Regions from separate parts of the Homo sapiens genome. Here all the other regions are linked to region 2. Evidence: read pairs that join two places in POLR2A ChIA-PET (ENCODE). Cell type or tissue: OCI-LY7. All regions are shown on one strand. Links, peaks and the distances in the headings refer to the core of each region. The heading gives the core; the rest is flanking DNA. Region 1 has its middle 23 kb from the start of CDV3. Region 2 overlaps BFSP2 (beaded filament structural protein 2). Region 3 holds the start of LOC101927432 (a long non-coding RNA gene).

Evidence for each region. ChIA-PET counts read pairs that join two places held together with the same protein. Peaks named below come from ENCODE experiments on the same cell type or tissue, not always from the same donor. Only the 100,000 strongest peaks of a DNase experiment are listed, where the experiment ranks them.
Region 1: POLR2A ChIA-PET joins it to region 2 with 11 read pairs; 6 of 35 experiments call an interaction of 5 or more read pairs at or near these places.
Region 3: POLR2A ChIA-PET joins it to region 2 with 33 read pairs; 3 of 35 experiments call an interaction of 5 or more read pairs at or near these places.

Annotation. Positions count from the first base shown.
Region 1 is chr3:133,545,330-133,555,640 of GRCh38, reverse strand. It overlaps the pseudogene FAM76AP1. Among named protein-coding and RNA genes, the nearest start is that of CDV3, 23 kb to the left of the region's middle. RefSeq lists an enhancer at 3,505-4,004. In OCI-LY7, for the core only: no CTCF peak of the experiment used is centred there; a DNase peak (open chromatin) is centred at 5,260; H3K4me3 peaks cover 513 bases; H3K27ac peaks cover 662 bases.
Region 2 is chr3:133,471,693-133,482,003 of GRCh38, reverse strand. It overlaps BFSP2 (beaded filament structural protein 2), which reads right to left. Exons shown (of 7, transcript NM_003571.4): 6 at 9,439-9,659; 7 at 6,796-7,035. The coding sequence ends at 7,032. All of the region lies in intron 1 of BFSP2-AS1 (BFSP2 antisense RNA 1), which reads left to right. Among named protein-coding and RNA genes, the nearest start is that of BFSP2-AS1, 14 kb to the left of the region's middle. RefSeq lists enhancers at 4,504-4,623, 6,471-6,540, 8,124-8,783. In OCI-LY7, for the core only: no CTCF peak of the experiment used is centred there; DNase peaks (open chromatin) are centred at 4,323, 4,833, 6,213, 6,673 and 3 weaker places; H3K4me3 peaks cover 4,705 bases; H3K27ac peaks cover 5,000 bases.
Region 3 is chr3:133,372,410-133,382,720 of GRCh38, reverse strand. It overlaps TMEM108 (transmembrane protein 108), which reads right to left. Exons shown (of 6, transcript NM_023943.4): 4 at 1,560-2,969. It overlaps LOC101927432 (a long non-coding RNA gene), which reads left to right and starts at 928. Exons shown (of 7, transcript NR_189054.1): 1 at 928-1,058. In OCI-LY7, for the core only: CTCF peaks have their summits at 4,944 and 5,148; a DNase peak (open chromatin) is centred at 5,120.

The sequences.
Region 1 (10,311 bases), core at 3,077-8,076, 74 kb before region 2:
TGATTTTGTATCCTGAGACTTTGCTGAAGTTGCTTATCAGCTTAAGGAGATTTTGGGCTGAGACAATGGGGTTTTCTAGATATACAATCATGTCATCTGCAAACAGGAACAATTTGACTTCCTCTTTTCCTAATTGAATACCCTTTATTTCCTTCTCCTGCCTAATTGCCCTGACCAGAACTTCCAACACTGTGTTGAAAAGGAGTGGTGAGAGAGGGCATCCCTGTCTTGTGCCAGTTTTCAATGGGAATGCTTCCAGTTTTTGCCCATTCAGTATGACATTGGCTGTGGGTTTGTCATAGATAGCTCTTATTATTTTGAGATATGTCCCATCAATACCTAATTTATTGAGAGTTTTTAGCATGAAGGGTTGTTGAATTTTGTCAAAGGCCATTTCTGCATCTATTGAGATAATCATGTGGTTTTTGTCTTTGGTTCTGTTTATATGCTGGATTACATTTATTGATTTGCGTATATTGAACGAGCCTTGCATCCTAGGGATAAAGCCCACTTGATCATGGTGGATAAGCTTTTGGATGTGCTGCTGGATTCGGTTTGCCAGTATTTTATTGAGGATTTTTGAATCAATGTTCATCAAGGATATTGGTCTAAAATTCTCTTTTTTGGTTGTGTCTCTGCCCGGCTTTGGTATCAGGATGATGCTGGCCTCATAAAATGAGCTGAGGAGGATTCCCTCTTTTTCTATTGATTGGAATAGTTTCAGAAGGAATGGTACCAGTTCCTCCTTGTACCTCTGGTAGAATTTGGCTGTGAATCCATCTGGTCCTGGACTCTTTTTGGTTGGTAAGCTATTGATTATTGCCACAATTTCAGAGCCTATTATTGGTCTATTCAGAGATTCAACTTCTTCCTTGTTTAGTCTTGGGAGAGTGTATGTGTTGAGGAATGTATCCATTTCTTCTAGATTTTCTAGTTTATTTGCGTAGAGGTGTTTGTAGTATTCTCTGATGGTAGTTTGTATTTCTGTGGGATCGGTGGTGATATCCCCTTTATCATTTTTTATTGTGTCTATTTGATTCTTCTCTCTTTTTTTCTTTATTAGTCTTGCTAGCGGTCTATCAATTTTGTTGATCCTTTCAAAAAACCAGCTCCTGGATTCATTAATTTTTTGGAGGGTTTTTTTGTCTCTATTTCCTTCAGTTCTGCTCTGATTTTAGTTATTTCTTGCCTTCTGCTAGCTTTTGAATGTGTTTGCTCTTGCTTTTCTAGTTGTTTTAATTGTGATGTTAGGGTGTCAATTTTGGATCTTTCCTGCTTTCTCTTGTGGGCATTTGGTGCTATCAATTTCCTTCTACACACTGCTTTGAATGTGTCCCAGAGATTCTGGTATGTTGTGTCTTTGTTCTCATTGGTTTCAAAGAACATCTTTATTTCTGTCTTCATTTCATTATGTACCCAGTAGTCATTCAGGAGCAGGTTGTTCAGTTTCCATGTAGTTGAGTGGTTTTGACTGAGTTTCTTAATCCTGAGTTCTAGTTTGATTGCACTGTGGTCTGAGAGACAGTTTGTTATAATTTCTGTTCTTTTACATTTGCTGAGTAGAGCTTTACTTCCAAGTATGTGGTCAATTTTGGAATAGGTGTGGTGTGGTGCTGAAAAAAATGTATATTCTGTTGATTTGGGATGGAGAGTTCTGTAGATGTCTATTAGGTCCACTTGGTGCAGAGCTGAGTTCAATTCCTGGGTATCCTTGTTAACTTTCTGTCTCATTGATCTGTCTAATGTTGATAGTGGGGTGTTAAAGTCTCCCATTATTATTGTGTGGGAGTCTAAGTCTCTTTGTAGGTCACTCAGGACTTGCTTTATGAATCTGGGTGCTCCTGTGTTGGGTGCATATATATTTAGGATAGTTAGCTCTTCTTGTTGAATTGATCCCTTTACCATTATGTAATGGCCTTCTTTGTCTCTTTTGATCTTTGTTGATTTAAAGTCTGTTTTATCAGAGACTAGTATTGCAACCCCTGCCTTTTTTTGTTTTCCATTTGCTTGGTAGATCTTCCTCCATCCTTTTATTTTGAGCCTATGTATGTCTCTGCACGTGAGATGGGTTTCCTGAATACAGCACACTGATGGGTCTTGACTCTTTATCCAATTTGCCAGTCTGTGTCTTTTAATTGGAGCATTTAGTCCATTTACATTTAAAGTTAATATTGTTATGTGTGAGTTTGATCCTGTCATTATGATGTTAGCTGGTTATTTTGCTCGTTAGTTGATGCAGTTTCTTCCTAGTCTCGATGGTCTTTACATTTTGGCATGATTTTGCAGTGGCTGGTACTGGTTGTGCCTTTCCATGTTTAGTGCTTCCTTCAGGAACTCTTTTAGGGCAGGCCTGGTGGTGACAAAATCTCTCAGCATTTGTTTGTCTGTAAAGTATTTTATTTCTCCTTCACTTATGAAGCTTAGTTTGGCTGGATATGAGATTCTGGGTTGAAAATTCTTTTCTTTAAGAATGTTGAATATTGGCCCCCACTCTCTTCTGAATTGTAGGGTTTCTGCCGAGAGATCCGCTGTTAGTCTGATGGGCTTCCCTTTGTGAGTAACCCGACCTTTCTCTCTGGCTGCCCTTAACATTTTTTCCTTCAATTCAACTTTGGTGAATCTGACAATTATGTGTCTTGGAGTTGTTCTTCTCGAGGAGTATCTTTGTGGCATTCTCTGTATTTCCTGAATCTGAATGTTGGCCTGCCTTGCTAGATTGGGGAAGTTCTCCTGGATAATATCCTGCAGAGTGTTTTCCAACTTGGTTTCATTCTCCCCGTCACTTTCAGGTACACCAATCAGACGCAGATTTGGTCTTTTCACATAGTCCCATATTTCTTGGAGGCTTTGTTCGTTTCTTTTTATTCTTTTTTCTCTACACTTCCCTTCTCTCTTCATTTCATTCATTTCATCTTCCATCACTGATACCCTTTCTTCTAGTTGATCGCATCGGCTCCTGAGGCTTCTGCATTCTTCACGTAGTTCTCGAGCCTTGGCTTTCAGCTCCCTCAGCTCCTTTAAGCACTTCTCTGTATTGGTTATTCTAGTTATACATTCGTCTAAAGTTTTTTCAAAGTTTTCAACTTCTTTGCCTTTGGTTTGAATTTCCTCCTGCAGCTTGGAGTAGTTTGATCGTCTGAAGCCTTCTTCTCTCAACTCGTCAAAGTCATTCTCCATCCAGCTTTGTTCCATTGCTGGTGAGGAACTGTGTTCCTTTGGAGGAGGAGAGGCGCTCTGCTTTTTAGAGTTTCCAGTTTTTCTGCTCTGTTTTTTCCCCATCTTTGTGGTTTTATCTACTTTTGGTCTTTGATGATGGTGATGTACAGATGGGTTTTTGGTGTGGATGGCCTTTCTGTTTGTTAGTTTTCCTTCTAACAGATGGGACCCTCAGCTGCAGGTCTGTTGGAGTTTGCTAGAGGTCCACTCCAGACCCTGTTTGCCTGGGTATCAGCAGCAGTGTCTGCAGAACTGCAGATTTTCGCGATCCACGAATGCTGCTGTCTGATCGTTCCTATGGAAGTTTTGTCTCAGAGGAGTACCCGGCCGTGTGAGGTGTCAGTCTGCCCCTGCTGGGGGTGCCTCCCAGTTAGGCTGCTCGGGGGTCAGGGGTCAGGGACCCACTTGAGGAGGCAGTCTGCCCGTTCTCAGATCTCCAGCTGCGTGCTGGGAGAACCACTGCTCTCCTCAAAGCTGTCAGACAGGGACATTTAAGTCTGCAGAGGTTACTGCTGTCTTTTTGTTTGTCTGTGCCCTGCCCCCAGAGGTGGAGCCTACAGAGGCAGGCAGGCCTCTTTGAACTGTGGTGGGCTCCACCCAGTTCGAGCTTCCCAGCTGCTTTGTTTACCTAAGCGAGCCTGGGCAATGGCGGGTGCCCCTCCCCCAGCCTCGCTGCTGCCTTGCAGTTTGATCTCAGACTGCTGTGCTAGCAATCAGCGAGACTCCGTGGGCGTAGGACCCTCCGAGCCAGGTGCGGGATATAATCTCCTGGTGCGCCGTTTCCTAAGCCTGTCGGAAAAGCGCAGTATTTGGGTGGGAGTGGCCCAATTTTCCAGGTGCCATCTGTCACCCCTTTCCTTGACCAGGAAAGGGAACTCCCTTGCGCTTCCTGAGTGAGGCAATGCCTCGCCTTGCTTCGGCTGGCGCAAGGTGTGCTGCACCCACTGTCCTGTGCCCACTGTCTGGCATTCGCTAGTGAGATGAACCTGGTACCTCAGATGGAAATGCAGAAATCACCCGTCTTCTGCATTGCTCACGCTGGGAGGTGTAGAACGGAGCTGTTCCTGTTCGGCCATCTTGGCTCCTCTGGTTTTTGTTTTTTAAAAATTTTTTGTAGCCATTTCCAGGAATCTTAATGACTTCAATGTCCTTAAAGCTCATAACATGGCTTTACTATCACCAGCTTAATTTTTTTTTTTTTTTTGAGATGGGGTCCCACTCTGTCAGCCAGGCTGGAGTGCAGTGGTGGGATCACAGCTCACTGCAGCCTCGAACTCCTGGGCTCAAGTGATTTTCCTGCCTCAGTCTCCTGAGTAGCTGGGATTACAGGTGCGTGCCACCATGCCCTACTAATTTTATTTTTTGTAGAGATGAAGTCTTGCTACGTTGCCCAGGCTGGTCTTGGACTCCTAGGCTCAAGTGATCCTCCTGCCTCAAGCCTCCTAAAACGCTGGGATTATACGTGTGAGCCACCACTCCTGGTTAAATTTCTTTTTTTTAAATTTAAAACATGTTATGGGAGAAGAAGAAGAGGAATTCTCTTCACCTCTACTTAAGGGGAGTGGCTAGTGCATGCAGGGATGTGAGAAATTAATGGCAGCCAAGTTTGGAAAGTTGGGCAGGACAAAAGCTGGTGATACTGATTTTTGATGGAAAAACAGTTGAGGTCTAGGGGCATGGCATGCCTCTAGAGGCCTGCAGCCTTGTGCAGTTGCCCAGGACTCTGCTCTCAGAAATGGCAGGATTGCTCTTGGACACTCAATTAAATGCTCTGTTGTCAGCCATCTTTAAATTCTTGATAATTTTTTAACAAGGGGGCTGGGCGCAGTGGCTCACACTTGTAATCCCAGCACTTTGGGAGGCCAAGGTGGGCGGATCACGGGGTTGGGAGATAGAGACCATCCTGGCTAACACACGGTGAAACCCCGTCTCTACTAAAAATACAAAAAAAAAAAAAAATTAGCCGGGCGTGGTGGCAGGTGCCTGTGGTCCCAGCTACTGGGAAGGCTGAGGCAGGAGAATTAGCGTGAACCCGGGAGGCGGAGCTTGCAGTGAGCTGGTATTGCACCACTGCACTCCAGCCTGGGCGACAGAGTGAAACTCCATCTCAAAAAAAAAAAAAATTTTTTTTTTTGAACAAGGTGCCCTGCATTTACATTTTGCACTGGGCCCTGAGAACATGATCATAGCTCTCTTATTCCAAGCCTCTTCACAAGGAAGATTTTTCCATTCCTTTAGAAAAGTGGAGGAAGGGAAAGACAAGGAGAAAAAGAAAGTATTTAAAAGTCCTTAACAGAAGAGTGGTGGGCTGGGAGTGAGGGGCAGGGCCTTATTTTTAGCAACCATTGCTCCAGGTTAGAACAGAGACAGTTGAGAAGTGTTGTTCTATTTACTGGACATTGACAAAAAACTTCTGGCTAAGAAGAGTGGTGTTACTGAAATGGGATTCTGAAGTCTTACAAGTTTACTTAGCCTTTCTAAGTCTCTGTTTCCTCCTCTAAAACAGTATATTAACCCTACAGCATGTTGGTGAGGATTAAGTGTTGGTAAAGATTAATACAGAAATCTATTTATTTATTTATTTATTTTTTGAGACAGGGTCTTGTTTTGTCACCTACGCTGGAGTGCAGTGGCGCAATCACAGCTCACTGCATCCTTGACCTCTAGGGCTCAAGCAGTCCTCCCACCTCGGCCTCCCAAAGTGCTGGGATTACCAGCATGAACAACTGCTCCTGGTCTGACTTCAAAGGAAATGATATGTCCTCTTTAAAGGAAATGATATGTGTACGGTTCCTGGCACATAGCAGTTACTAACACAGATTCTTGTTCATCAGTGGTCTTTGAAAGCTGGACTCTGGGAAGTCCATTCAATCGTTCGCTAAGTATTTACACATTAAGGGCCTATTAAAGTCACTGTGGTAGGCCCTGGAGGATCATGGAGCTTACATCATAAAAAGAAAGGCCCAGTTGACAACTCAAGGAGCTAACCCTCAAGTAGAGGTCATGAAACCAATGTATACATAATAGTGAATTGGTTCATTCAATACATATTTATTAAGCCCTAGAAAGATGAATAAGACACAGTCCCCACACTGAAGCCCACAGTCTGATAGGGAAGACACATTCCCCCAAATAATTATTCAAAGAAACTAGTGCTAATACAGGGATAAAAGCACTAGTGAAACTTTACTGAGAGGTTAGCTGTGTGGCAACTGATATTCACTATGACTCTTTGGTGTAGGTTTTATCATTGTCACTGCCATTTTTATAGATGAAGCAGACGTGATTTAGATAATTTATTTGCTTGAAATCAAGCAGCTTGCAAATGGTGGAGCTGGGATTGAATCCAGGGCTTTCTGTCTCCAAAAGCTATATATGTTATTATGTTGTGTGTGTGTGTGTGTGTGTGTGTGTGTGTGTGTGTATAATGCAAATAGATGGTATATATATTTACATACTAAATATGTTTCTACAAATGCATCTCACAGAAGAAGAATCAACCCATTCTGCTCAGGTAAATGGGGAAGGAAGCCCAGAGGGAGTGGCTTATGAATGAGTATAAAACAATTAGGACTTCAACAGGCAGAGAAAGAGGGAAGTCAATTCCAGGAAGAAAAAACATAATGTGCAAATATGTGAAGTTATGAAAATCCAGAGTGAGTACTTCAAAGAATAACAAGTTGGGCTGGGAATGGGGTGGCTCATACCTGTAATCCCAGCACTTTGGGAGGCCAAGGTGGGAGGGTCACTTGAGGCCAGGAGTTCAAGACCAGCCTGAGTAAAAAATAAAAAAATTTAAAAAAAAGGTTGTTTTGGAGCATCGAAGGAAAGAAAGTTCGTAAAACTTTATTTGGGAGATTCTGCAAGGCCTTCATATGGATTTTAAAGGATATGGAAGAGTTCCAAGGCCAAGTTCGGAAAGAAGACATGTTAGAGGAAATAAAAATCACTAGAAAAGCCATTAATGTGGGAAAATAAGATATCTGTTAGAGGATGAAGGAGTAGAAAAATTTTGAACGAAGTGTAGTCATGAGTGGTAAGTCTGAATAAGCCATGCTTAGAAATATTTTTGAATGCCAAGGCAAAGCCACATCTGTTTCATTTGACAGGCAGAGCTGAGGTCACAGTTGGCCTGAAGTGAAAAACCCGAATTCTTGCAGGGACTAGACAAGATTAGTGGTCTAGGCATAAAAATAATCAGGAGGCAACCATGACCCAACTCCAGCTCACACCACTCAAGAATACAGTCACCTGGCCAGAACCTTTGATTTTTCAAAAGAAGCAAAACAACAAAAATCCAAAAGCTTAGGTAAAATCTCATAATTTAAAATTTTTAGCAACTACTTAAAAATGTGTGCAGGTGGAACAAAACTTGTCTAAGTGCCAGATGAGGCCCCTGGGTAGCTACAGAAATGTCTGTTCTCCCCAGGTGTCTGCAGGACTAAGCTGTGGTGTGGAGAGCCGCTGGGCAGAGGTGGTACAGGGAGGATCAGAGAAAGCTCCAGCAAAAGGCTTCTGCTGCTCTAACTTTCTTTCTATCCTGATGAAGAAACCCAAAAGCATTCCTCTCTGAGGTATTTGCATTTTTGGAATTTCTTTCTATTTTTGTCTTTTGGAATCCTCCCTAGCACTGGTTTGCTGGGGAACTATGAACTGGGCCTGGCAGCTTGTGTTAGGCTGTTTTTGCATTGCTATAAAGAAATACTTGAGACTGGGTGGTTTATAGTAAAAGAAGTTTAACTGGCTCATGTTTCTGCAGGCTATACAGGAAGGATTGTGCTGGCATCAGGACTCAGCTTCTGGGGAGGCCTCAGGGAGATTTTATTCTCAGCAGAAGGCAAAGCAAGGAGCTTGCACGTCACACAGCAAACACAGGAGCAAGAGAGAGTAGGGGAGGTGCCACGCACTTTAGACAACCTGACCCAACACCTCCCACCAGGCCCCTCCTCCAACACTGGGGATTACATTTCAACATGAGATTTGGCAGGTACACAGATCCAAACCATATCACAGCTGGTTTTCACTTTTCAGGCTTCCGAACAGAAAAGTCTTATATAACCGATCTCTTTTCAATGGTTAGTTGCTTGTCCCAAGGGTGAAGACTCTTATAAGCATTGTGTGTGTGTGTGTGTGTGTGTGTGTGTGTGTGTGTGGTGTAGGAGCAGGGGAGAGAGAGGGAGAAAAAGAGGGAGAGACAGCTTCCTTCTCCTGAAGGACTTTCTCAAGATTAACAGCATATTCTGTGGCCTGAGCTTTCTGAACCTGGCAGGAGCTGACTCTTATGGGAACAGAACTCTGCCTGTCATAGTCTCAGGTTGGGCCACTGACTTAGCTCATAATCTTGACTGACTACCTTAGATATAGAGGCTATTAGCAAACCATTGTAGAGGAAAATGTTCCTTTATATTATGCCTGTGAACCTCCATGCACTGGGATGAGAGGTAACATAGGGGAAGAAATATTAGAATCCGTGGAGCTAGAATAGAATGCTTTATTTACTGGATTACCTTGGTAAAGTCACCTCACCTCTCTGTGCCTTATTTCCTACAAGCATAAAAGCTAGCCAGAAATATTCACCTCACAGAGGTATTATGAAGATTCTATGAGATCATGGACACAGAAGTGCCTGACACCTGGTTATGCTGGATCAGAGAGAAAAGAATGAAGAAATTGGAGCTAAGGAGATGTGGATTTAAATCTTGACTCCACGACTTATAACGACAACTACCATGAATTCAGTAATTTCTATGTACCAGGCTCTGTGCATTACCTTTTTTTTTTTTTTTTTCAGACGGAGTTTCGCTCTTTCGCCCAGGCTGGAGTGCAGTGGCATGATCTTGGCTCACTGCAACCTCCGCCTTCCAGTTTCAAGCAATTCCTCTACCTCAGCCTCCCAAGCAGTTAGGACTATAGGCACCCGCCATCACGCCCAGCTAATTTTTGTATTTTTAGTAGAGACGGGGTTTCACCATGTTGGCTAGGCTGGTCTCGAACTCCTGACCTCGTGATCTGCCCGCCTTGGCCTCCCAAAGTGCTGGGATTACAGGCGTGAGCCACTGTGCCCGGCCCTCTGTGCATTATCTTTAAAATCCTTGCAACGAGATAAATCAGCGGGCCGGGCTGGCGGGTCGGTGAGCGCGGCCCGGGCCGGACATGGCGGCGCTCTACGCCTGCACCAAGTGCCACCAGCGTTTCCCCTTCCAGGTGCTGTCTCAGGGGCAGCAGCTGTGCAAGGAATGTCGGATTGCACACCCTGTTGTGAAGTGCACCTACTGCAGGACTGAGTACCAGCAGGAGAGTAAAACCAATACAATATGCAAGAAATGTGCTCAGAACGTGCAGTTGTATGGAACGAGAAATTAAGGTGGACTGTGTTAAAAACACATTTAATAGGCCGAGCGTGGTGGCTCATGCCTGTAATCCCAGCACTTTGGGAGGGCGAGGCAAGAATCATGAGGTCAGGAGATCAAGACTATCGTGGCTAACACGGTGAAACCGCGTCTCTACTAAAAATACAAAAAATTAGCCAGGCGTGGTGGCATGCGCCTGTAGTCCCAGCTACTCGGGAGGCTGGGGCAGAAGAATCACTTGAACCCGGGAGGCAGAGGTTGCAGTGAGCTGAGATCATGCCACGCACTCCAGCCTGGGTGACAGAGCAAGACTCCATCTCAAAAAAAAAAAAAACAAAAAAAAAAAAACACATGTAACAAAGAAAGATTTCTCAGTTTCTTTCCTGGTTCTATTATTGACCTTAAAGAAGATATTCATATTTTGTTTTGTTCATTCATAAAATGTGGACCATTATATTCTAACATTTCACGAGAATATGAATTACAGTCATCACGTAAGTGAAATGGTGATTGCCAGAATTCTGTGGAATCCTGTAAAGGAGAGATTGTAACTTAAGCAAGATGGAGTGGCATTACCAGTTTTACTATCTGGCTCTTTAAATGTTTCTATCTGTTGAAATTCAAGATTACAAGATTACGTTAGAGGGAAGCTCTACGTGGAAGGGTAGACCTTGATAGAATCAAAATGATTTAGAGTTTGGGCATATTACTCTCTTGCTTAAAATCCTCCACGGGTTTCCAGTTG
Region 2 (10,311 bases), core at 3,297-8,296:
TGTCAATTTTGGCTTTTGTTGCCATTGCTTTTGGTGTTTTAGTCATGAAGTCCTTGCCCATGCCTATGTCCTGAATGGTATTGTGTAGGTTTTCTTCTAGGGTTTTTATGGTTTTAGGTCTAACATTTAAGTCTTTAATCCATCTTGAATTAATTTTTGTATAAGGTGTAAGGAAGGGATCCAGTTTCAGCTTACTGCATATGGCTAGCCAGTTTTCCCAGCACCATTTATTCAACAGGGAATCCTTTCCCCATTTCTTCTTTTTGTCAGGTTTGTCAAACATCAGATGGTTGTAGATGTGTGGTGTTATTTCTGAGGCCTTTGTTGTGTTCCATTGGTCTATATATCTGTTTTGGTACCAGTGCCATGCTGTTTTGGTTACTGTAGACTTGTAGTACAGTTTGAAGTCAGGTAGCGTGATGCCTCTAGCTTTGTTCTTTTTGATTGTCTTGGCAATGCAGGCTCTTTTTTGGTTCCATATGAACTTTAAAGTAGCTTTTTGCAATTCTGTGAAGAAAGTCATTGGTAGCTTGATGGGGATGGCATTGAATCTATAAATTACCTTGGGCAGTATGGCCATTTTCACGATATTGATTCTTCCTATATATGAGCATGGAATGTTCTTCCATTTGTTTGTGTCCTCTTTTATTTCATTGAGCAGTGGTTTGTAGTTCTCCTTGAAGAGATCCTTCACATCCCTTATAAGTTGGATTCCTAGGTATTTTATTCTCTTTGTAGCAATTGTGAATGGGAGTTCACTCATGATTTGGCTCTCTGTTTCTCTTTATTGGTGTATAGGAATGCTTGTGATTTTTGCACATTGATTTTGTATCCTGAGACTTTGCTGAAGTTGCTTATCAGCTTGAGGAGATTTTGGGCTGAGACGATGGGGTTTTCTAAATATACAATCATGTCATCTGCAAACAGGGACAATTTGACTTCCTCTTTTCCTAATTGAATACCCTTTATTTCTTCCTCTTGTCTGATTGCCCTGGCCAGAACTTCCAACACTATGTTGAATAGGAGTGGTGAGAGAGGGCATCCTTGTCTTGTGCCGGTTTTCAAAGGGAATGCTTCCAGTTTTTGCCCATTCAGAATGATATTGGTTGTGGGTTTGTCATAAATAGCTCTTATTTTTTTGAGATACATTCCATCAATACCTAGTTTATTGAGAGTTTTTAGCGTGAAGGGGTGTTGAATTTTGTCAAAGGCCTTTTCTGCATCTATTGAGATAATCATGTGGTTTTTGTCATTGGTTCTGTTTATGTGATGGATTATATTGAGTGATTTGTGTATGATGTTTAAAAAAAGCTCAGAAAGTGTCTGGGGATGTTGAAACAGATGCCTGGTCACTTGCCTTGATTTGCATGGGGCTGAAACAGGAATGAGAATTCAGCCCAGAGATAGGGTTCAGAGCTGTCAGAAGAACTGATGTAATTTGAGGTGGGTCCTGAAGCTAGATTGAGAGACAGCCTATGAGACCTTGGAGAGAAAATCACCATGAGGGAGAGAAGAGACTGGCAGAATAGTCTGACTGAGCAGGTGGGGGCTGGCTGTTAGGCCGTGCTGGCCTCTTTGATTCAGCTCACTTCTCCCAGGGCTTATGTGGTTAGGAGATTAAGGAAAGGAGAGGGGTATGAAAGAAAACAAAAGGCCTGTGTCAGGGGAGGCTCAAGGTCTCTGGTAGAGGAAACTCCCTCCAAAAGAGCTAGTTATGAGAAGCAGTGCAGTGCAGTAGAAGGATTACGTGGGCCAATTAGGAGGCCTATAAAACTGTTGGAATGTAGCCACTCTGTTTCTAGGTGGGACGCTCACCTGCCAGGAATTTCAGCAGTAGAAGGATTACGTGGGCCAATTAGGAGGCCTATAAAACTGTTGGAATGTAGCCACTCTGTTTCTAGGTGGGACGCTCACCTGCCAGGAATTTCAGTTGTATTTGGTGAGGAAAATTGGTGGGAAAGCAGGACTTCTCACAAATTATCGTGCAAATATGACCTCGATTGTTTTCACAAGCTGGTCAAATCCATTGTAGATCCCACCCACCTCTAGTCAACTTTAATCTATGCTGTCCATTGTGGTAGCCACTGGCCACATGTGGCTATTGAGCTCTTGAAATATGACTAGTGTGACGGAAGAACTGAATTTTAAGTGTTATTTAATTTTAATTAATTAAAAATTTAATTAAAATCTTAAGCTGTGTAAAATATTTGTCCTGAAAACTTATAAGAAAAATTTGAAATGGGATTTTTTATGTTGATACATTTAGAGTTGATTCTCAATATATGTAATACCTCCTTGAACATGATGTTAATAAATACTGAATGAGATGCAAGACTTAATGAATTTACTTAACTTAGACAGGTGTGGTTTTGAAACTGATGTGCTTTTGCTTCAAAGTCACACGAACTCTTCTGAAAAAGATGAACCACTTTATGTCAATGTGGATATGAAGATCAAAGGAAAACAAATCTTGTGATCTTAAATTCAGTTATTGGAAAACTTTTAAGTATGTTTGGAACAGCTTGGGTACGTCAATTTACTTTTTCAACTATAAATTTTATGAAATTTAAATATAGCTCAAGTATTTCTGATGAAGATTTAGTATGTGAATTGAGATGGGCTATTAGGGTAAAACATAAGCCAGATTTCAAACTTAGTACCAAAAATATAAAACTCTCAATAATTTAAAAATATTGATTACATTATGAAATAATAGAATTTTGGACATAACAAGATGATTAAAATATATTAAAATTAATTTCACCTGTTTATTTTTCCCTTTTTGAGATATGGCTATTAGAAAAATTAAAATTACATATGTAGTTTGCATTCTGTTTCTATTGGACAGTGCTAATCTAGATTATTTAAGGGCAGGTTCACATTTCGTACATCTTCATATTCTTGGCCTCTAACATGGCATTGACATATAACAGGGACTGCATAAATATTTATTGAGGAAAAGGATTTAGTTTTGGAGGGAGCTTTCCACTACTCAGCATGATTGTTGCTCTGGTGAACTGCTAAGACTGAATTCCCAAAATAATGTGTAAACCCACTATTTCACTTCCTCAGGACAATTTATTACCCTACGTGTTTCTCTTGCTTCTTTTCTTTTGGTTGCTGGTACTAAACAATGAGGGGCTGAACCTACCACTAGTCTATTGATTTCCTGTCCCCTCTCCTTTTGTTTTCTTCTCAAAGCAACCACAACACCATTAATTATCATCCAGGGAGTTAGTGACAACTTGTCTTAATCATCTTGTCAGGTTTGCCTTTGTCTTTTTAGTTTAAAGTTGTGAACCCCATTTATACACTTTTCCTGTCTAGGATGTCAGTAAGAACTTTAGCTGTAGATAAAAACAAAACAAAAACAAGGTATGCATGACTTGTCCAAAGAAATTTAGTAGTTTTTGCTCATCCATTTTGCAAAGCCCTTTCTTTAAGATGCAACATGTTTTTTGGTCCAATCCCAGAATTACACTGAAAACTGGACTCCCTGTGGTGCAAATTACCTTCCACTCTCAGAGCAGGAGAAAATGGAATATTTCCTCTTGGGCATGATAGCAAAAACTCTGTCGACTCTGCAACACCACATGTCTATGCTGGGATCTATTCCTGTTCCTGCTCAACCTTTTGTTCAAAATAACCAGTCGATATGATCCAATCAAACCAGTTACTTCAGCTGAGAAAACAGTTTGCTTTAGTTCTTCACTAAACTAGCAGACTAATTTCTCAAACACGATGGTGCTTTTGTGTCAGGGGACTGAGTTTCCAATCAAGAATGGGTAAAGACACAGTCTGGGTCATCCTTTCCCCTTCTTGTGTATTGGGATGTCCCAACTGGAAGTGCTAGGCAAACCTTTATGAATTGCTTGATGTCAGATAACTATGTGGGGAATACGAAGTATGGAGTGCTTCTGTCTGATATTATTACAGCTGCAAGCTAATGTTTTAGCATAAGTATGTCTCATGCAACATGTGGGACATACTTATACTAAAAACCTCTTCCTTTTTTTATCTGAAATTTAAATTAAACTGGGCATTCTATATTTTTATTTCCTAAGTCTGGCAATCCCAGATAAGATTCTAGATTTGTCTCCAAAGAAACAACCCATCCTTTTCTCAAAACAAGCAAGACAATGTAAGGGTTTATAAAATAATATCTATGGGGTGTGTGGAGACAATCAGAGACAGGCATGGTGCTTGATGGTTCTTGCTAAATCAACTTGCTGAAAACCAAGTGAGGTCAGACTCAGATGTCTATTTTTATACCTTTGATGACAAAATGAATCTATGAAGGGGTTGTGAAAACTGTAATGTGCTGCTCTGTCTGCTTTGCTTTTCTTATCCTTTGCATTGTTGATCCTTCAGTGAGCACACCTGCACTCACCAAGGCTGTAAACCCATGAGGGCAGAAACTGGGCCTTCTTTTTATTGGTATCCCCAAAGTGCATCAAAATGTCTGGGCACCAGTACATGCTAAGAAGTGTTACAGATGATCATGAAGGTAAGATTTAAGGATCTTGATATAAAAGAATGTTGAATCTGAAAGCCATGGATGCTCTAGCAATCCCATTGGGAGTTCACACAGCCCTTCAGAAGCTAGGCCAGAGGCCAGTGGAGTTGCCTGGTGTGGAAATAGAGCTCGGTTGTGTTTCAGGAGGTGTCCATTGGGAGCCCTGCTCTGGTCTGCTCCAGAACAAATGCTCTGTCCTTGACACCAATACAAGCAGCAGCCTCCCCTGCCACCTGTCAGTGAACCACTGCCAAAGCGTAATTGTACTGGGATGTTGTGAGAGGAAGCCTGATTTAAACGAGGCCCTGGCAGAGTTGGGGGGCCAGCAGTGCCTTCTCATACCTGTTAATGAAGCCTCATTAGAAACAGCAAGAGCCTGTGCTGGGAACTGGAAGCACCAGTCTGCCACGGCTCTCCCTGCCAAAGGGTGATTAACTGAATGATTTACGGCAGCTGCTCTTTGAGATGATGGTGCGGAGGAGACCAAGTGTGTGCAGCCCTGCACAGCATGCTGTCTGGTGGAAACTCAGGAGGATGCGCAGATACATTCTCCCGTCTTTCCAGTGGCTGAAACGACTTCCAGGTTCTAAAAACTGCATGGCCATTCGGTCATAGAAGTACCTCCTTTTGATGGCTGACCTTTTGGGGACTGTCACCTTTGAAGCCTCCAGCTACATTTAGGTTAGGAATTTAGGTCTTGCCTGAGGGACCAAAAATTAATAGTAACAAGAAAGACAGAAAAGAAACAGACGTCAGTGTCTTGTGCATCCAACATAGCAAGGCCAGCCACCCACTTTGTTTTCTGGCAAGACTCTTGTACCCAGGCGGTTCAATTATGGGCAGCCCCATAGTGTGCAGCTATGGAGATGGATACTTTGCTAAAATGTAGTTTTAGGGTGTCTTGCCTATTTCCATGTCTCAAACAACAAACTGACCTATGTCAAGGGGCTATGCACATTGTAAATAGTGGTTCTGCTCATGTGATCTTTAATACAATTCCTTTGCTCTTGCAGGCCAAAAAGGAAAACCAGTTGTAGCAATTCCAACCAGGATACCATATATCTTGCCTTTTATTTATTTATTTTTTTTGTGTGATAGTCTTGCTCTGTTGCCCAGGCTGGAGTGCAGTGGCACAATCTCGGCTCACTGCAACCTCCGCCTCCTGGGTTCAAACGATTCTTCTGCCTCAGCCCCCTGAGTAGCTGGGACTACAGGCGCCCGCCACCAAGCCTGGCTAACGTCTGTATTTTTAGTAGAGACGGGGTTTCACCATATTCGCCAGGCTGGTCTCGAACTCCTGACCTTGTGATCTGCCCACCTTGGCCTCCCAAAGTGCTGGGATTACAGGCATGAGCCACCGCGCCTGGCCACCTTGCTTCTCTTATAAGCAATCCTTAAGGATAAATAAATGTTCTTTTCTTTGTGTGGGCCTTGGTTATTTGGACCCTCGGGTATGGGGGTTTTCAAATGTACCAGTGTTGGATACATCCCCCTGTCTGGATTAGCAGCTCACAAACACAAAGACTCAGCTTGGATATTTTGGTCTGTAATTCTGTGTGATAGGTAGACCAACAGAAGTTTGAGGGAGGAATGACAAAATTAAAGTTGGGCTTTTTTTTTTTTTTTTTTTCCTTTCAGTTTTAGAGACACTGAGAACCTGTGGTAGGACACAGGTGGTGGTTTCAATTTTAATCAGAAGGCAAGAGAGTCTTGCCTGGGTAGGTGGCAGATGCATGAACTATATTTGGCTGGCTTAGGCCCTGAGAGAACTGGAGAAAGGACCCTGGAAGAAAATTCTGAGGCTGTAAGTGGGGTGAGCAACCACAGTGTAATTAATCCCCCACTTAGATTGAATGGGTTTAGATTGGGCTTAGATTGAAGTTCCCTTTTAACTGATTGAGAGATGCTCTGCCAATAGCAAGTGAAATGTGTGTGTCTGCACATGAATATGCATGCAGAGTATATTAAAGAGGTCTGAATACTCCACGATGCCTGTAATTATGAAACATGTGATAAAGCACCACACTAATCCCCTCTCGAGCAAGAGTGTTGTTTTTTGTCCCAGACTGCGTCAATCCTGCATGCCATGAGCACTGCTTTTGCCTCCGCAGCACTTTTATGTTGACAAACCCAAGAGCAGGTGACCCTAGGGAGGCAGATGGCGTCACACTCAAGGGAATCCTTCCAGAAGCCTTCAAGCATAGCTCTGTGAGCAAAGGCCAGACAGACAAAGTGATATCCATCTCGACCCTATAGTGAGTTGAACAAGGTGGGCAAACTGGACGCTGCGCACAAAGCATTTATTTGAAGGAGGACAAGGGAGATTGCTCAAGCTACAGACTACTCAGATTAAAGCAGAAGGATCCTCTCCACTTCCAGGAAGCTTTTCAGCTCAAGCTGAATTAACCAGGGAATCCAGCAGGGACTGGAGCTCAGGAGAAAGCTCCTCAAGCAACTTCTTGGGTCAGCTGTTGAGGAAGGGTGTTTTCTTCATGAAAAAGAGGAAGTTTCTCCATCAGCTGAAAGGAAACACATAGGAGTCAGAAGCAATGGGTGAGGAAAATCGGTCATTCTATCACAATAGGATTACGAGAAAGGGGGCCATCTCATGAAAGAATCTGGCCTTTGGAACAAGATAGTTTTGGGTTTTAAATAATTACTCCATGGTTATTTGCTGTGAGACCTTGGGCCATGACTTAAGCTCTCTGAGGCTTTGTTTCCTGTCTCTAAAACACGGATCATGAGGTTGTCTTGGCAGGGTTTGGAGGATAAACAAAAATAATCAAGAGTCAGGTCTGCCTTGGCACTCACTAAATGAACGTAGCACATAGATTCTTAAGAAGTAACTCGGCCTAACTCACTGCTCTTGCTGTTTGTTTAAATTGACTTTGTGTGTTTATACAGATGCTCATAGGCATCTGAAAAAAAAATACTTTGTTAGGAACATCTGGCTTTTATAATCAACAAAAATCAATTCAATAAAAGACAGTTGGAGAGGAGCTGGATGACATATTTTCCATTTGAAAGCAGGGCGTGGTTAGGTCGCTTCCTTGAGGCTCTCCCGCCTTCTGAATAAAGAGAGGTTACACAGTTGGAGAGAGCAGGAGACCTGGGCTCCCATCCCAGTGCTGTCTCCGCCTCCTGTGTGATCATGCGCAAATCTTTTTCCATTCTGGGTCTTTGTGTTCTCTCTTGAATCAGGAGGGGTTGGATGATACAATCACTAAGCTGTCTCTATTCCTTATTCAACATATGTCAGACAAGGAGTCTTGGAGGGAAATAAGAAGGCATAGAACTATGATACAAAATAAGGGCCTGGGTTTCTGGAAAGAGTTGGCAAGGAAGCTAAGGCCCAAGGCTGATGTATATGCCTCTGGAATCCTTATCTATTAAAAAAAGAGTGAGTGCAAGTGTGTGTGTGTAATTATGGCAGACTAACTCAACTCCTAGTCCCAACCCCTTGCCTGCCTCCACTATGGAGTCTGGAAAAGCTAAAGAGTTGCTTTCTTAGCCTCCCTTGCAGATGGGTATGGCCAGTATAAGCAGGTTCTGGCCAATGAGATATAAGGGACAGTCCACTGCAAGCCTCAAAATGTCTTTCCTTCACTGATTAAAGGAGAGGATCATTCAAGAAAAAGCCTTTTGACTTTTCATTTTGTTCTGTACTAAGAAAAATTCTTCTGCCTTGGGATCCTGTTGACCTGTGACCTTACCCCCAACCCTGTGCTCTCTGAAACATGTGCTGTGTCCACTCAGGGTTAAATGGATTAAGGGCGGTGCAAGATGTGCTTTGTTAAACAGATGCTTGAAGGCAGCATGCTCGTTAAGAGTCATCACCACTCCCTAATCTCAAGTACCCAGGGACACAAACACTGCGGAAGGCCGCAGGGTCCTCTGCCTAGGAAAACCAGAGACCTTTGTTCACTTGTTTATCTGCTGACCTTCCCTCCACTATTGTCCTATGACCCTGCCAAATCCCCCTCTGCGAGAAACACCCAAGAATGATCAATAAAAAAAAAGAAAAAGCCTTTTTTTTTTTTTTTTTTTTTGCTGCTGCCTCTTCTCTCCCACTTCCGGCCAGGAATGAGGATGTGATGTTTGGATCTGTGGCTGGCATATGGTAACCATGGGGTGACAAAGATAAAGACAAAAAGCCAATGTTGTCATGGTATGTTAGAAAGATGAAAAGAGCTTGAGTCCTTAATGAAATCTTTGAGCAGCCTAGATCACCTGTTTCTGGGACTCTTAAATAAATGATTTACACATCTTTGCTACTCAGAGTGTAGTCTGTGGAGCAGCAGTATAGTCATCACTTGGGAGCTTGTTAGAAAGGAAGACTCTCAGACCCCACCCCAGACGTACTGAAGCAGAATCTGCATTTAAAAAAGATGCCCAGCTGGGGTGTCACGGCTCACACCTGTAACCCCAGCTATTCTGGAGGCTTAGGTGAGAGGATCACTTGAGCCCAGGGGTTTGAGTCGAGACCAGCCTGGGCAACATACCGAGACGAGACCCTGTATCCAAAAAAAAAAAAAAGATGCGCAGGGTTTTGAGTGCACATTAGTTTCAGGAGCACTGGTTTATAGCCTCATTAATTAGGTTCTATTACAAGCAACTGAAACATTCCTAACAGCTATTATGTACGTCCTAGGTATACACATGTATGTGAATGTATGTGTGTATATATACATACATAAATATGCATACATATAGAAAATGTATTAGTATGTGAATATATTATATATATTATTTGTATGTGAATAGGAAAGGAAGGACACAGCTAGGCTGTGGGAATGGGTGCCTATGTGAGAGGAAGTCTGGGGTGATTTCTTCTTAAATACTTCTACAGTGTTTGGAAAATAATTATTTTTAAAGCCATGAATATGCATCTCTTGGATAATTGACGCGGAAGCGAGGCTTACCCGCTCTCCTCCCTGTCCAGCAGGGCGTGGTAGGACGCCACGTCCTTCTGCAGCTGGCACTTGCGGGCCAGCAGATGCGCGCGCTCCTGTTGCTGCTGCTCCGCCTCCGCTCGGATTTCCCTGAGCTCCGCCTCCAGCCGGCCGACCACAGCGCCCAGGTTCTGGAGCTCCATGTCATGCCAGTGCTTGGCATCGTGCAAGGTGTTCTCCAGGCCTCGTTTCTACAAAAGAGCGAACCCGGTCCAAACCCGAGGACAACAGGCCGGGCCCTTGAAGAGGGAGGTGTGCAGAGCAGTGGCAGGGGCTGGTGGTAGCCTGGACTATTCCCCTCGTGGCAGGGACCTTGCCAGTTATGGAGACTGATGGGGGTTATTCTTAGTGGCTCCGTGGGAAAAATAAGGAATCCCACTCAGGTCAGACTGTGGATTAGTCTGATTGATCTTTTTGATGGGAGAGAGGGTGAGGGAGGCGAAAAAGAGAAGGAGAGAGGGAGGGAGAAAAGAAAGGGGGTGTGAGGAGAGAGAGGAGCGGGGCAAGAGGGATAGGGATTGAGAGAGACAAATGAGAGGCAGCTTGCAGGCGTTTCTTCAAAGAAATCTTGTTCTCCGGGGCTTTTTCTTCTGATTTCTTCACTCCCCGGGGGACCCCTTCTCCCTCTGCTGCTGAAACCCCATCCATCATTTGGCTGGAACACCATCTCCTCCAGCTTTCTTTCCCAGATCACTGTCCTTAGAATGAATGTCTCTGGCCTTTATATACTCAGCGCTTTCCCCTTTGGTGTTTTAGTAGCACATTTTTGCCCATCCCTTTTCCTCTGCCGTCCCTTCACTTTGGGCTTCCCAGTGCCCACCCTGAGCCCGCTTTTTTTCCAAG
Region 3 (10,311 bases), core at 2,140-7,139, 98 kb after region 2:
GCTGGGAGACCTGGCTCAGCAGCCTTCCCTGAGGGAAGCCTTCGGGGCTTTGTTCCTCTTGAGATCAGGGCAAGCCTATGTATGACCTGAAGCCAATACAACCAGCAGAGCTGATGCCAGTGCTGGCTGCCTGAGTGCTACTAAAGAAAGAGTCCACCATCGGCTCCCTCTTCCGTAGCCAGACACAGGTGGAATGCTGTGCTTCCTTTTGGGAGACAAAGCAGAAGCTACCCCAGAGGGGGCAGATGGGAGACAGGCCCAGGCAATGCAGCCCTACAAAGAAGACTTGAAGGGCCGGGGCTGAGCAGCTTGGATGAAGAGAAGGCTGCCTTTCAGAGCTGTTTCAAATGTTTCAGACGTTGCTAGACAAACTAGAGTTGTATGGCTTCAGATGGCACAGCTTAGGGCCATAGAGTGGGAATCACAAGAAGGCAAACTTTAGGCCCCCAGGAGAGCTGGACAACAACCTGGAGGGTCAGAGGAGAATGGGCTGTCCAAGGAGCGGGGATATGAGGGTGGGGCAGTGTGGCCATCCCTGGAAGGGGTAAGGGAGTGGCAGATGGTAACCATTTGGGGTGGGGTGTGGCTGAGGATTCCTGCAAGGCTATCAGAGAAACTCTAAGAATCATAAGAATCAAAGCTCAAGTACATGAGGGAAGACATAATGAAATCCCTAAAGTTCTGAGAGGTTGTACCAGATTCTTTATGGAGAATACAGAGAGAATGCCTCCTGACTCCTCATTCACAGAGTGCCAGGCAGCAGCAAGGAGAAGCTGGTGGCCTTGGGAGGGCAAAAACTAAGGACAAGGTCCACAATGCAATCAGCTCACATCACCTACGAACAAATAAAGTGGGGTGGGGGTGGAGAGTTGCTAGAGTTTACGTAACTCTCAAGCCTTAATTTAGCTGCAAGAACTAGGTTTTTGCCAAAGCTATAGAACTTCCCACCAGATGAAAGCTTTATCTCTTTTTCTTTCTTAGGAGAAGAGAGACAGAAGGAGAGAAGAGGGGCAGGAGGAGAGAAAACACAAGAAAGAGGATGGAAGATAAAGAGGAAGGTGAGGGGTTTGCTAGTTGGAGGCTGTAAATTTTGAAGCATCGACATTGACCTACGGTGTCTTGGTGCCAGGTTGCTAGAGGCATTGGCAGGCTACCTTGAGGCAGAGTGGTGTCATGACAAGGGCACTGGGCTGGAAGACAGCTGCTACAAGCTCTCAGCCCAGCCCTGCCTCTCACTAATTCTGGGATCCTGGGTGAACCATGTCACTGCTAGCTTGGCATTTTTTTTCTGCAAAATGCAGGGTTGGATTAGACTGCCTGTAAGGTCCTCCCCCAGCTCCTGGGAGTTGTGACTTTATGATCAGCAGGCATTCAAGCCATGGCCAGGCAGAGCTGAGGACTAGGGTCAGGGATAACCTGTCCTGATACCTAGTTTCCTGAGATTCTGGGAATTTTTGTAGCCCACTTGGCAAGGATGCCAAATCAGGGACAAAGGAATGCTGGGGTTGAGCCAGTGATGTGGTAGAGGGAGAGGATGGGTGGGAGAGGGCGGCACTTACAGCAGGAGGAGATGGGCACGCTGATGGCCAGGATCACCCAGGCGATATCCATCTTGCTCAGGCAGATGGTGGCTCTGTGCTGCGGTTTGTCCCCCTCGGCCACATGGGAGATGTTCCCTGCTGTCCCAGGCTTCCAGGTCCCGGCGGGGACCAGGCGGTTGAGGAAATTGCCTGTGGCTGTGGATACCACTGTGGAGAGAGGACTGGGCACCCGGTCGGTCATGGTGAGGGTGGCCACAGTCTCCTCCTTGGCTCCAGAAATAGTGCTTTCTGAGACCCTGGAGGGATGGGTTGGAGCTTGTGGGGTTGTGGATGCTCCCTGAGGAATCCCCTGGGAAGGGGCTGAGACACTGGTATCGAAGGCAGCTGGGGTGGGCCCCGTGGCAGCCGTGAAGACCCCAGAGCTGGTAGACAGAGGTCTGCTGGTGCCAGGGGTAACAGTAAGCCAAGAGTCACTATGGCTGGGGCCATCCTGTGGGTCACCGTGGTGGGGGCGCTGAGAAGGCACTGGGGCAGCTTGTGGACTGACAGGGGCACCTGAGGCTGCTGTGGCATCTGGTGTCCCTCCTTGGCTGGTGAAGGTAGAACCACCCCCCTGGGCTGCTCTGCGAAGGCCTGGCTTGTCCTTTGCAGGCCCCAGGGAGGTGGTGGTGGGTGCCCATGAGGTATTGCTGGGCACTGTGGTCGCAGCCACTGTCTGGGGCTGTGGTGAAGAGGAGTAGCCCCAGAGTGGGGTCCTGGGGGTGAGGGTAGAGGGCTCCGGTTCCACAGACCCTGTGAAGTTGCCCTTGTAGATCTGAAAGATTTTCCCCAGGGGCCGCTTCTGCCCCAGAGGTGTGGAGCTTGGATTTCGTCCTCGCTGTCCTTCTTTACTCCTGGAGTGGCCACCAGGTGCAGGCGGGACAGGGCGTGATGAATTACCAGCCCCTTTTCGGGAAGAGCCTGGGGGCCTGGGGGGCCTGCGTGTGGTAGTGCGGGGGGGCGCTGTGGTGGGGCGGCTGGTGGCCCCCGGTGGCTTTGTCAGCAGGATGGTGGGGGCAGCCTGCCCTCGAGGGCGGCCCTCTGGCTTGGAGGATGTGGTTGCCATGGCTGCTGGAGCGGGCCCTGTGGACAGGGAGCTTTCAGAATGGGGGGCGGTTACTGTCGCAGCGATGGTGGAGATGGTGTGCGTAGGAGGGTGCCCCTCTGCACGGGGTGTCGGTGTTGCCATGGGAGCTGCAGCCTGTGAGGGGGGTCCATCGGGATTGGGGGTCAGCATCACCACAGAAGTATGTCTGGTAGAGCTGTGGGGTGCTGTCACCATGGTTCCCGGGGGAGTGCCTGAAGGGAGGACCTGAAGAGATTCCCTGGGAGATGGTTCCTGGATGGCAAATGCCAGCGCTTCGGTCAGTGCCAAGATCAGCAGGAAACCTTGAAAAGGAGACAGAGAGAAGAGGTAAAATACTTGGGGAGCAGCATACAGCCTGGGCCTTTCTTACCTGTGGCCTAGGACAGTGCTGGGAACTCAGGAAACGTCAGGAGCATTCCTGAGCCCACACTAGTGCTCCTACACTGAACCAGAACTGTCTGTGGAGCTGGGGCAGGTCTATTAGGTAGGTGCTGCCTGGTACCTGCTGGAAAGAGAGACCAGCACCAGGGGAAGCAGAGCAGCTACCCTGGCCAGGCTCCTCCTTTCCCACATGCCTCAGAAACGCCATCAGCCCTCCCCACAAGGGCAACTTTTCAGAACAGGCTGGGGCTGGAGGTGTAGAAGGCTTGTGGCCTCCACATCTGCCTCTTCCTCTGCAGCCAGGAGTGGTCAAGGACAGCTTGCCTGTGGGGAAGCCTGTGTGAACTCTGTGTGAGCCACCCCAAGCCAAATGAGGAAGGCCTGGGTGGCAGTATGTACCAACTCTTATGCCCTTTTCTGAATCTTCCATTTATAAACTACACAAAGGTACAAGCAAACAGACCTCTGTCCCTTCAGGACCATTCGCCAAACAATTATGGAGGTTCAACCCTCTCCCTGACCCTGGAGGACACAAAAACGAACAGGGCAGTCTCTGGCCCTGGATAAGCTCGCACATATCCACAAACAATCCTAAAATAAGACAAAGATGTCTCAGTGCCATAGAAGAGTGACAGGCAGAAGAGGACCGGGGTCTAGAGAAGAGCAACCAGACCTGGAGCCCATAAAAGCACTTAGCACAGCCTGGAACAGAAGGTGCCTTCTACAAATGCCGGCTGGTGTCATGGTTGTTATTAACTGCTTTTCCTATGGCATTCATGTGGCTGAACTCTGAAAAATTGTCATTGGTGATATCCAGCCTTTTTGAGTAGAAGGAGCCCTTTTGAACATTAAAAAAAAAAAAAAAAAAAGGATTTTGTATGATAGCCAATGTGCATACTTGCAGTTCAAGAAAATGCACAAGGACAAAAACGTATATGTTTAAAAACATTTCTAGTTATGTGTGGATTTTATCAATCACAATAGCATGTGCCTATTTTTAAAAATGGTACCTCATGCAAGCATGACATGTAGGAGCCGTTGACAACACATGGGTTGGGAAGAGCCTGTCTCTACGGCTGAGGAAGGGCCAACAGTCCTCTGAGGCCTGATTCTGACCTGTTAGCACCTCCTTGTTCATGGATCCCCTTCTTTGTCATCCTCAGGCAGTTCCTTCAGCCCCTGCTAGGCTCCTCTGACTATGGAGAGAGATCTCTGTCTGCGTCTAATTACTCTCTCAGAGCGTCTTTCCTCCATCAGATTCCAGCAGGACAAACGGCCAAAGCAGGGGCCCCAGCTGTGATTCCCAGGTGTCTGATGGAGAAGGCAGGGCCCTGGCGAGAAGCAGAGATGGGGAGGAGATCTCCAGGCATGCCTTTGACACAAGGCCCAGGATCACCGTTTGGTGTGTGGTGGAGCCTGGGCATGGGCCTGTGTCCTCACCCTGCACTTCTAAATTGGTGGGGAGTGGGAGGCTGCGGGGGACTTTAGATTGCACTGAGGCTGTAGCACCCACCAACTCTAGGACCAAAAATTTGCCCTAAACAATCTATTTTTTTCTAAACTTTCATTCATGATCTAGACTAGCGGTCCCCAACCTTTTTGGCACCAGGGACAAATTGTCTTCCACTTGGTTTTGTGGAAGACAGTTTTTCCATGGACTGGAGTTGGTCGGGGGGGGTATGGTTTTGGGATGAAACTCTTCCACCTCAGATCAGCAGGCATTCAATTCTCATCAGGAGCACGCAACCAGATCCATCCCTTGCATGTGCAGTTCACAATAGGGTTTGTGCTCCTATGAGAATCTAATGGTGCCGCTGACCTGACAGGAGGCAGAGCTCTGGCAGTAACGCTCTGGCGGTGATGCTCCGGTGGTGATGCTGGCTCACCGGCCTCCCACCTCTTGTGGTGCAGCCTGGTTCCTAACAGGCCACAGACTGGTACTGGTCTGTGACCCAGTGGTTGGGGACCCCTGATCTAGACCACACACCGACAGCACATTCTGTGTATTCGAGTCAATCCTAAAACCTGTTTACTGAACACTTGCCCTGGCCCAGGCTTTCATGCTTTAATCCATATGACCACTTGGTGGAGCATGAAATTGAGGTTTGGGGAGATTAGGCAACATGTGGAAAGTCACACAGTAGCAGAAGTATGTGAAACAAGGGTTGTCTTTAAAGTGCATGCTTATCCTGGTCAACCACTATCAATGATGCAGAAGGAGGAAGAAGAGGACAGTATGTTGCATCCCAGAAGAATTAATGTGCTGTTATGCTCTGACCTGCTCAGGGTTATTCTGGTGCCCCTATCCTGCCCACAGCTTAACACCAGAGAGACAATCTATTCCTAGGGCTAGTGGTGGTGACCTCCATGTTTTGATGGACATTCCCTTTCAAGTGTCTGTTTAGCTCACAAGTGTTAAGTGTTGTTAAGGACTGACTTATGCACCCCCAAAATCCCTATGTTGAATCCCTAATTCCCAGTACCTTAGAATGTGACTATATTTGGAGATAGGGCTTTCAAAGAGGTAATTAAAGTAAAATGAGGCCAAAAGAGTGGGCCCTAATTCGATCTGACTGGTGTCCTTCTTAAGAAGAGGAGATTAGGACACACAGACATCTGGAGCACGTGTGCACAGAGGGATGATCATGTGAGGACACGGCAGCTAGAGGACGCCATCTGCAAGCCAAGGAGAGAGGACTCGGGGGACTCCAACCCTATTGGCGCCTTGAATTTAGACTTCCATCCTCCTCAAATGTGAGGAAGTACATTTCTGTCTGTGGTATTGTGTTATGGAAGCCCTAGCAAACTAATACACATGCCTTATGTTAAGAGATCCTCTGAAAAAGGAGAGACAGAGACAGGGCTTTTGTGCAGGAAGTTTATACTGGAAAATGATCTGTGGGGTCAGCCGTGGGGGTCTGAGATTAGTGAAACAGGGAAAACCAATCTGAGGGCAGGTTATGAGCTGGTCCAGGTGGGCACCTCAAACTCACAGGGGACGTCAGTGGAGCTGAGTAGGCTGCACCTCAAATTGTCTGCCTGAAAAGAACACTCACCCAGAGGCTCCCATATTCACTGATCAAGGGCTGCTCCTGGGATGCTCATCACTGCACTTCCTGACTGACGCCAGGTCTCCATTAGCTGGATCAGAGAAGTTCTGGGCCATAGGGCTGTCAGGTTCTGCCTGCACCCAGCTGGTGTTTGCTGCAACAGCTGGAGTTAAAATTAAGGGCCCGGGGAATCTCTGGGGCCAGGCACCAGATGTGTCAGATACAATAAAAGACCGGAGACCAAGGACACAGCAGTCTTTTGGAAGCAACATTGGCTGACCCCAGGGACAGGCCCTCAGGTGGGAGAGGAGCCACCATGGCCTCTAGGAGAACTTTTGCGGCACTCCAGAGGCAGAGAGAGGGGTTAATACAGACTGATCTTTAAAACACTCAGGGAAAAAAATTCCCCTGACTTTCCCATCACTGGCATTCCAGGAACTAACATCCTCCTAGCTGGGAAGCCTTTGACTGGAATCCTTGGTGCTGTAAGATACACAGCCTAAGTAAATATGTTTGTCTTTGTTGCTGCTGCCTATTTCCCCCACTCAGCTATCAGCATCCCCTGAAGTTATTGTTCTCTCTAGAACTGTAGAGTTACCTCTTAGCCCTTTCTTCTTTGGACTTTAGAGTACATCATCTTTGGCACAATGAACGGATACTGCCACCGTGGGTGCCAAGGGATTTTTACCTGGAGGATGATGTTTACATGTTACAGTGAGAGGGGATCTGGCATTTCACCTAATCCAATCCCCTCATTTCACAGAGTGGGCAACAGAAGGAGGGAAGTGACTTGTCCAAGAACACATTGCTGGTTGGGGACACAGCCTGGACCACAGCCATTATTTCAAAGCAACTTTTCATTTGTATAATAAAAATCCCTACAATGTTGTGCTAGCCAAATACCACCTCCAACCTCTACTGTCACCTTCAATATGGAAATCAGACAAGCATTTACCTCTCTTCTTTGGCACAAAAGGTTAACAACTGAATGCTATGCACACTGTCACAATAAACATCTGAGGCCTTCAACCCAGGGCTTCCCTAACACATGCAAATTTTCATTCAAGGCCCTTTGTGCTGGACTACACACTCCCCCTCCCCACAATCTGAGGCTACTGCCTCTTTGCATATTATTTGCATGGATTTGCATAATGGACTCTAGAGGCTTTAATTCCAAATATGTAGTAGAGACTAAAGCTAAAACCTAGCTTCACATGCTTGAAATGTGGAACCGATTTTTAAAACGTGTCTGAATATGGACAATTGTTGTGGGGTGGAATCTACATATTGATGGGTGTCCAGACATCACAAGAAGGTCTCCTCCTACTGAAAATTCCAATGCATACATGAGCTCAGGACCCAAGGGAAGGAAAGGTCCTCCTCCTTCTGTTTATTTGGTTGGCTGCCTGCAGTCCATATTGGGCATGACATTTGCATCTGGCAAAGGCAACAAGGGAATTGATGAAAAGAGAAATGGCTAATATGTACTATACACTGCTCAAAGGGCTAAGCCTGTACTGACATATTTAATTCTCACAGCAACCTCATGAAGCAGGTAGTATTATTAGCTCCCTGTTGCAATTGAGGAAAAGAAGCACAGAGAGGTACAGGAACTTGCCCATGGTCATATAGCTGGGGAATGGCAAGCTGCAATTTGTTCCTAGGCAGCTTGGCTGCAGAGTCTATGCTCTCGACTACTTTCATTTATTGTTCTGCTCTACCCATCTCCCCAGGGGGCTCTGCCATTCAAAAGCAATGATTCACATCTTTGGAGAACTGATTCTCTATTGTTGGTCTCTTGACTTTTCTTCTGTCTTGTTTTTTTTCTATCTCTATTCCAGGGCTCTGTATGACATATTTGGTGTTCTTTTAACAACCCAGTAAATTAAATTCATTTTGCAAGTAACCGGGGGAGCTTGTAGTAGTACAATAAAAGGACTGGAAGCCCCTGATTTAATTCTCTCCTCTTCCCCAATCCTAACATCTCATACACTCCATTGTTTGGTAGAATAAAAATTATGTATATAAAAACCACAAAATTATATATGTGTGTGTGTGTATATATATATATATATATATAACAAAAATTATATATACACACATATACATACACACTTTCTCTTAAAATTGCTTATATACACACAAGGCATATTTGTTACACAGAAAATTCATAAAAATAGAATTTTATCTTTTTTTCATAATTTTAAGTTTCTTCTAAGTAGATCTTCCTTCCCCATTAAACTAGGTTTTCTACTGCAAGATATTTTGTGCATTGCTGTTTTAAACCCTTTTAACAGCGAATCATAGCAGTCTGAGAAGTCTTCTGAACCATCCTGGACTCTTGGTGTGATTTTAAATTGTGTCTACAAGTTCTCTGACATTCTTCCCACCAAGAGGTAGAGTCTGTTTCCCCTCCCTTTGAACCTAGGTAGGCCTTTGTTACTGCCTTGATGAATACAATGAGGCAGAAGTGACACCCTACATCCCTTCTGAGGCTACAGCCAAAAAGCTCATGCAGCTTTTACAGGTTTCTCTTGGGGGCTTTGGCCCCCCGTAAGAACTCCAGTTCCCTCAAGGTGGCCACATAAAGAGACCTTGCAGAGAGTAACAGGAACGCCTGAGGAGACCCAGCTGTCCCAGCCCCAGCCAGGCACCGGACATGAAAGTGAAGAGCCTGCAAGATGACCCTGGCCACTGCTGGACTGCAATCACCCAAGAGATCCCAGATGAGAGCTGCCTAGCTGAGCCTGGTCAACCCTAAGATTTTTGAACAAAATAAATGATTGTTACTGCTTTAAGCCACTGTTTTGGTTTCTATTATCAATAGGTAACTGGAACACTTGGGAATTTAGCTTCTGCAATTGATGTTTCAACAACAAAAGAAAAGAGCATCTAAGCACACTAAGTCTGACCATCAGGGAGTTTGTTTTCTGCATGAGCAACAGCACACAACCTTGCCAGGAAATGGGCTTTTCTAATTTCAAGATTATTGTTCTTTAATTGGAAGGGATGTTGGGACTCTGGTATCAGCTCCTCCACTTTACAGATGAGAAAGCTGAGGCCCAACAAAGTGAAATGATTTACCTTGGCCACACAGCTACACACAGGGTTAGGGACAGGGAGGGACTCAGGCCAACTCATTGCCTGCCAATCCCATTAAGGTGCCAAACTCATACTGTATCTATCTATCTATCTATCTATCTATCTATCTATCTATCTATCTATCTATCTATCTATCATCTATCTATCTAAATTTCTTTTTTTTTTTTTTTTTGAGACAAGGTCTCACTCTGTGACCCAGGCTAGAGTGCAGTGGCGTGATCACAGCTCACTGCAGCCTTGACTTCCTGGGCTCAAGTGATCCTCCCACCTCAGCCTCCCGAGTAGCTGGGACTACAGGCACACGCCACTGTGCCCAGCTAATTTTTGAAATGGGGTCTTGCCATGTTGCTGGTCTCCACCTCCTGGGTTCAAGCAATCTGCCTGCCTTGGCCTCTCAGAATTTTGGGATTACAGGCGTGAGCCACTGTGCCTGGCCAGTGTTCTTTTTCTACTCACTGTGGTTCCAGTGTTCTAGTATGGTCCATCTCTGAACTCCAATGATTCCTTTTATTAAAGATCAAATATAAACTTCTAATTCCTTGGAGCATGGTTTCCCTTAACCAAAAATAAATATGTATCACTGACTTCAGGGTGAGCTGGGTGATTGATCTTAAGAGGCAATCCATGCCTGTGACTTCACTTCTTTATGAAACCAAGGAGTTTTGAGTGCAAATCTTTTCTGCTTCCCTCACTACAGGTTGCCACATTTAAAATGTTCCCTACTATAAAATCCTGCTGGGAACATGCCTCAGATAACAAGGCTGAAGGACAGAAAGTTCTGCTTAGAGCTAACTGGGACCATTGTTTGGTAGATTACAGACATCTCTGAGATTACTGGTTCAACAGCTAGACTGATGAGGTCCATGACTTGTACTTTGGGAAACTGCTTCCCAGAGTACAATCTCTTGAATACATTCCAGCAAGAAAGTCATGTGAGACAGGGCTTGTGTGCCCCAGACACACCTATGGCCTTCAGCCAACATGAATTCACCTTGTGCTGAAGCTCTAGGGGGCTGACAGACCATGGTCTCCTAAAAAACATATGAACAAACACACGTGAACACACACCCACACAGAGTAAGCATAGGCCTTTTCCCAGGGGTAAGAAACA